2 separate regions of the Homo sapiens genome follow, and region 1 is linked to region 2. A link is an interaction called in ENCODE POLR2A ChIA-PET data of the cell type or tissue named here. Cell type or tissue: OCI-LY7. All regions are shown on one strand. Each heading gives the region's core, and the rest is flanking DNA. Links, peaks and the distances in the headings are about the cores only.

Evidence for each region. ChIA-PET counts read pairs that join two places held together with the same protein. Peaks named below come from ENCODE experiments on the same cell type or tissue, not always from the same donor. Only the 100,000 strongest peaks of a DNase experiment are listed, where the experiment ranks them.
Region 1: POLR2A ChIA-PET joins it to region 2 with 5 read pairs; 4 of 35 experiments call an interaction of 5 or more read pairs at or near these places.

What each region holds. Positions count from the first base shown.
Region 1 is chr1:167,408,140-167,411,070 of GRCh38, forward strand. All of the region lies in intron 13 of POU2F1 (POU class 2 homeobox 1), which reads left to right. Among named protein-coding and RNA genes, the nearest start is that of CD247, 110 kb to the right of the region's middle. In OCI-LY7, for the core only: a CTCF peak has its summit at 1,234; a DNase peak (open chromatin) is centred at 1,232.
Region 2 is chr1:167,327,531-167,330,461 of GRCh38, forward strand. The region is part of intron 1 of POU2F1 (POU class 2 homeobox 1); the gene reads left to right. Among named protein-coding and RNA genes, the nearest start is that of POU2F1, 110 kb to the left of the region's middle. RefSeq lists an enhancer at 187-2,279. In OCI-LY7, for the core only: no CTCF peak of the experiment used is centred there; DNase peaks (open chromatin) are centred at 941, 1,421 and 1,851; H3K4me3 peaks cover 2,500 bases; H3K27ac peaks cover 2,500 bases.

The DNA.
Region 1 (2,931 bases), core at 251-2,750, 81 kb after region 2:
AGCATTACTCATTAGGGAAGTGCAGATTAAAACTGTAATGAGATACTACTTTGTACTCACTAGAATGGCTATAATCAAAAAGACCCAAGATGATAAATGTTGGGAAGGATGTGGAGAAACTGGAACTTTCATGCATTGCTTGTAGGAATGTAGAATGATACAGCTTCGGAAAACATCTTGGCAGTTCTTTTAAACATAAATTTACCGTCCTACCCAGCAATTTCCCCAAGAGAAATGAAGACATTTCTACACAAAAACTTCAATGTGAATGTTTATATAGCAGCCTTATTTATAATATCCAAGAACTGGAAACAAACCAGTGCTCATCAACTGGTGAATGAATAAACAAAATGTGTTATATCTACACAGTGGAATATTATTCAGCCATAAAAATTAATGAGGTGTTGATTCGTGCTACAATGTGGATGAACCTTGAAAACAGAATGTTAAGTAAAAGAAGCCAGATGCAAGAGACTACATATTGTATGATTCCATTTGTGTGAAATGTCCACAAAAATCTAGAGACAAAAAGCAGATAACTAGGTAGGAGTGTGACATGATTACAAACAGGCACAAGGGATCTTTTTTGGGAGTGGAAATGTCATAATCTGGATTGTGATGATGGTTGTATAACTGTAAGTTGATTAAAAGTCATCAAATTTTAAAGCTGGATGAATTTTCATGTGCTTACTAGTCACTCCTATATCTTCCTTGTTAAAATGTCTACTAACATTTGTCCATTTAAAAATCTAAGTTGTTTATATTCTTACTATTGAGTTGTAAGAATTGTTTATACATTCTGACACAATTCCAGTTCCTTTATTGGATATGTGATCTGCAAATGTTTTCTCTCAGTCTGTGGCTTTTGAAGCGCAAAAGATTTTACTTTTGATGAAGTTGAGTTCACTGATTTTTCTTTTCTTTTATGGATCATTCTCTTGGTGCTGTGTCTGTGAACTCTTTGCTTAACCCAGGGTCACAAAGATTTTGTCCTACTTTATTTACTAGAAGCTTTATAGTTTCAGCTCTTATATTTAGGCCTTTGATCTGTTTTAGTTAATTTTTATGCACAGTGTAAGGTAAAGATCTAAATTCCTCTTTCTGCATATGGATATCCAGTTTATAAGTTGTATCTCAATAAAAGCTGTTTGAGAAAAGACAAGACAGGGCGGGAAGCACAGGGAAGTGCCAGGTACTATATACACACCTTGACTATAGCTTCCTACTGCCCCTGTGAGGTGGTTGGTGGTATCTTATTTTGCTGTTGAGGACATTGAGGCTCAGCAACAATAAGTTCACTAGTCAAAGTTACCCAAGTAATTAAATTGCCAAGTTGCCAAGAATTTACAGTCATGAAATACATATATTGATGAAAACATGACTCACTGACTGGGATAATTAATTTGAAGATAATTTTAAGTTGTTATACCATAATGCTTATTTATATAACATTTATATTGGAGACGCCTAGAACAATTTTGAATGCTTCTGGAGTCATCATCTTCTGGCCTAGGTTAAATTCACTGATAAAATTTGACTGGGATTTTCTTTGTAAACTTAAGGGATTTAAGAAAACAGTTGGTGAATGATTTGAAGGTGGCTGGAGAGTAAAGAAATAACTATTTTAAGCCTTTTGAGCTCAAGATATTAGGACTTATAAAAATAGGCAATTCAATTTCAGAACTTTGAAAGGGAAGTAGTACCCATAGGTAAAATCAGGTTAGATAAGGTGAGAAATTGGTCAAAAAAAGATTGAAAGTACATTGAAATTGCTTAGCATGGAAGAGAAATAAAAGATGTTCACCTTACTATGTGACAGGGGGCATGTCTTAAGAGAAGATTAAAGCGAAAAAGGGTATATGAATCTGCCTAACACAGGACCCTACACAGCATCCAGTGTTCAGTGGTTGATTGTTCTGAGAGATTTAGAACCAAAGAAGTAATGAACGAAAATAGGATTCATAGTATCTACAAAGATGTAATGATATTTAGGGGCAGTGGCAATAAAAATAAATCACTTATATTTTTCAGAAGGGTAGACAGAGGAAGAAAGCCTTCCTTTTTATTTAACAATAAGAACATTATGTTTACCTCATTCATTTGGCAGCCACTTTTGCACAGCTTTATAGGAGGTGAAGAAAGTAGTCAGTGCTGAAATAAATGATGTCTGAGTCTCTCCCAACCCTGTGACATGTGATAAAAACTGAAGAGTGGAAGTGAGAGTTCAATTCTAGATGTTCTTAGTACAGACCAGAAGAAGGTTTTAAAACAGATTTTTGGAAGGACAAAATTGCCTGAATTTGTAACAAGATTGTTATGAAAGAAGAGCATGTTCTGAAGCTTGGTAAAAGATTTCATCACCAAAAAATGTTATTATTATTATTATTATTATTTTTAACGGAGTCTTACTTCGTCACCCAGACTGGAGTGTAATGGCGTCATCTCGGCTCACTGCAACCTCCACCTCTTGGGCTCAAGCAGTTCTCCTGCCTCAGCCTCCTGAGTAGCTGGGATTACAGGCGCCCACCACCATGCCTGGCTAATTTTTGTATTTTTAATAGAGACGGGGTTTCACCACATTGGCCAGGCTGGTTTCGAGCTCCTGACCTCAAATGATCCACTCACCTCAGCCTCCCAAAGTGCTGGGATCACAAGCGTGAGCCACCACACCTGGCCTTGTCTTACCATTTTCAGTGGGGCTACTAGAAATTTTTAAATTACATATGTCTTGTATTTCTGTTAGACAACACTGATCTCAAACATTAAATAATCCCAGCAAATGTGTTTTAGTGTTTAGTAATGATATATTTAATGTCAGTTAGTCATTTATATCCAAATGTTCATTCTCCTTAAACCAAAAGCATATTCAGGCACTTTTTTCTAAGACCTCACAAATAATTTCTTTTTTTTTTTTTTCTTGAGATGGAGTCT
Region 2 (2,931 bases), core at 297-2,796:
TGTCTTTCATTTCCTGAAGACTAGTTCTAAATAAAAACAGTTATTAATGGGCTGACACCTTTCAGAACTCTCCTCAAATCTAGTGCACTCTTCTGTGTATCTGTACACACCTGACTTTTAAACACAATGTCTTTGCTGCCGTTTACTGGTTTCTTCACTACACGGAAAACAAACCATTCAGTCTGCTGCTTTACCACCTCTCAGCAATTCCCTACGTGTTTAACTCATCCATAATGCATAGGAATAGCCAAGAGCACAGATTCTGATATCAGAAAATTCTAGTTTTAAATCCTGATTCCGAATTACTAGTGTGACATTGGATAAAGTGTTTTAGTTCTCTGTGCCTCAGTTTCCTTACTTTAATAATATATAAGGAAAGAAAGGGGTAATAATGCTTATTACTCCATGGAGATTTTATAAATCTCCTGAATTGTCTGTGATGATTAGGCTGTTGTCATTGTAATGCCTAAAAAATTTTGGGTTGATGACTTACCTTGTAAATATACTTTAAATTGAATAAACATATAGTTTAGTAAGGATTATATATATGTATGTATGTTCATTAAGTGAAATATACTTGAGAATACCAAGTAATTCCACAATTTACATGGCCCACCCTTTGACAATAGAGATTCTAAGTAACAAACTGTCTTCTTTCTACTTGAGATTTATTTTCATGGGGGAAGGATACTGCATAATATGTAGCATTCAACTAATCTATTCTGTTAATTTGGTAATATAAAAAGATTTGTAGATAATGAATTTCTATACTCTTTAAGATACTTTATACACCTTGCACTGCTTCTGGGTTTACTGTTGCCTCGTTTTAAAGTGGGACTTTCTCTTGACGGAAGTGTGTTAAGAATTGGAAAATTCCCTATCAGTAGACTAGCACCATCTTGACAGCCTTGTGTTCTGCTTCTACCTTGCTAATTGTTTCCTTGGGATTATTTGGATTGTGTAGAAAGCTTTTTGCAAATCCTCTTATTACTGAAGTCATTGTTGCCAGCAGGAATAAGATTAAAGGTGCTTAAGTCTGTAGGGTTGTTTCTAATTTGTACGTGTCATTTCAGTGGCATTTTAACAGAACTCTGTCTCCTGTACCTCCCTTCTCCCTTGGTACTATCTCCAGTTAGGTCCAAGAAGCCAGGCCATTGGAAGAAGTCTCATTTTATCCTCCTAATTATTATGCTGGCACTCAGGAGATAATTTTTCCCTTCATGCACTGCCAATTAATATGCAAATAGCCTGATAAATATTTATGCAACGATTTAAATTATGCAGGGAGTGCTTTCAGTATATTCTGTAAATGAATTGTTCATGGACTTCAAAGTGCTGGCTGCTGTGCTAACGAGGAGAGATTTGCATAAGGCCCTAATCACGCGCATACTGATTAAGCTTCATTATGGAAACTGCCAGCTGCAATCTTTGTTTCTATTTTATTACAAAAAGAGGAACTTTTTCATGCTTCAGTTGCCTTGACAATGTCAGTCCTAGCTGGTAGGAGAGACTAAAACTCCTCTGAGCAACTGAAGTTTCCTTATTCAGTTGAAGATTGCTATGGTGTAACAGAAGTTGTATTTTGCTTTTCCCCTTAATCCACTTTCCACCCTACGCAACCCCCCTCTTTTCGCTTAAGAACATACTGTAGATTTGTTAGAAATAGTAGTACCTTCTTTCCCCACCCCAAACTGCTACCTGTTTCTTCCTTGTTTGGACTCTCTGCTCCTCTAGAAGATTTCACAGCAATGCTGGACTGCAGTGACTATGTTCTAGGTGGGTACCAGCACAGTTCTTTTCTTAGAAGCTTTAATATGGAAATAGAGTGTGTCGGGTTGACTATGCATAAATGCTTAATCGCATATGCAGCCTGTGGCGGGGGAGGGGGAGAGTTGGACTGAGCAGGGAAGGAGGAAAGCATTTGCAAAGCACAAGCTTACTTGAATTTGCAGTAGGTCCCTCCCTGTGACTAGCTCTTCTGATTCAGAGGGTATCGTTAGTAAATACAGTTAATTTAGAGTTCAGCTCGAATGAATATTTTTGCTTTTTGGAAATTCCTATTGAGAACATTTCATGTAGTTATAAAAACATCTTAAATCTGAAACAAGGCATAGAACTGTACATATATAATATATACATATTAATAAAAATGTTTTTCATACCTAATGAGAACGTCTTATACAAAAACCAAAATGCTCAGTGAAAAATAAGGTTGAGTCACAATGCAGAATAGTTTTTATAAATGTTAATAAAGAGGGTAATTGTACTGGTTGCTGCAACAGATCTGTTGATCGATTTCCAGATTTTAGAAACTATTAACTTTTCAAATTTTTGCTAGGATTAGTCCTCTTTTTAATTTTTTTAAAATCAACTATATACTCTAGATAACTACAACTTTAAATGTTGGAAAACCTTTTTAGAGTTTTCTCTGTAGAACAGCAAGCCTTTTGGAGTGGAAGATGTCCAGCTTAAATTTGTTAAAACCATCTTTGGTGATGAAGATTTCAAATAAATCAAGGCACTTTGATTTTTAGATATATGGTGGCTAATGGTGGTCATATTTTGTGTGGAGTTATGTCTGTTTATATGCAGAATTATTGAGACTTTTTTAGTTACTCTAGTCACCTGGAAAGTTAAATGATATGAACTCCGGGACTTGGATATCTTACATTTAAAACTTTTGCAAATGACTTTTTTCCTATATTGTCATTTTCTGCACTTGAAAATTAAAGCTGCTCCTGTCACCTTCATAGTTGCCAAAGATAAAGTAAAATGATACTTCTGAAAACGTTTGAATTCTTATGCATAAGGCATGGCCTAAACCCAGGGTAGCAGTATCTGCCCAGCACAGTAAAAGCCACTATGTAAAGAGTGAATGACAGAAACAACAAATTTATGTCAGGAATTCAATCTTGTATTTACTCTTTGACA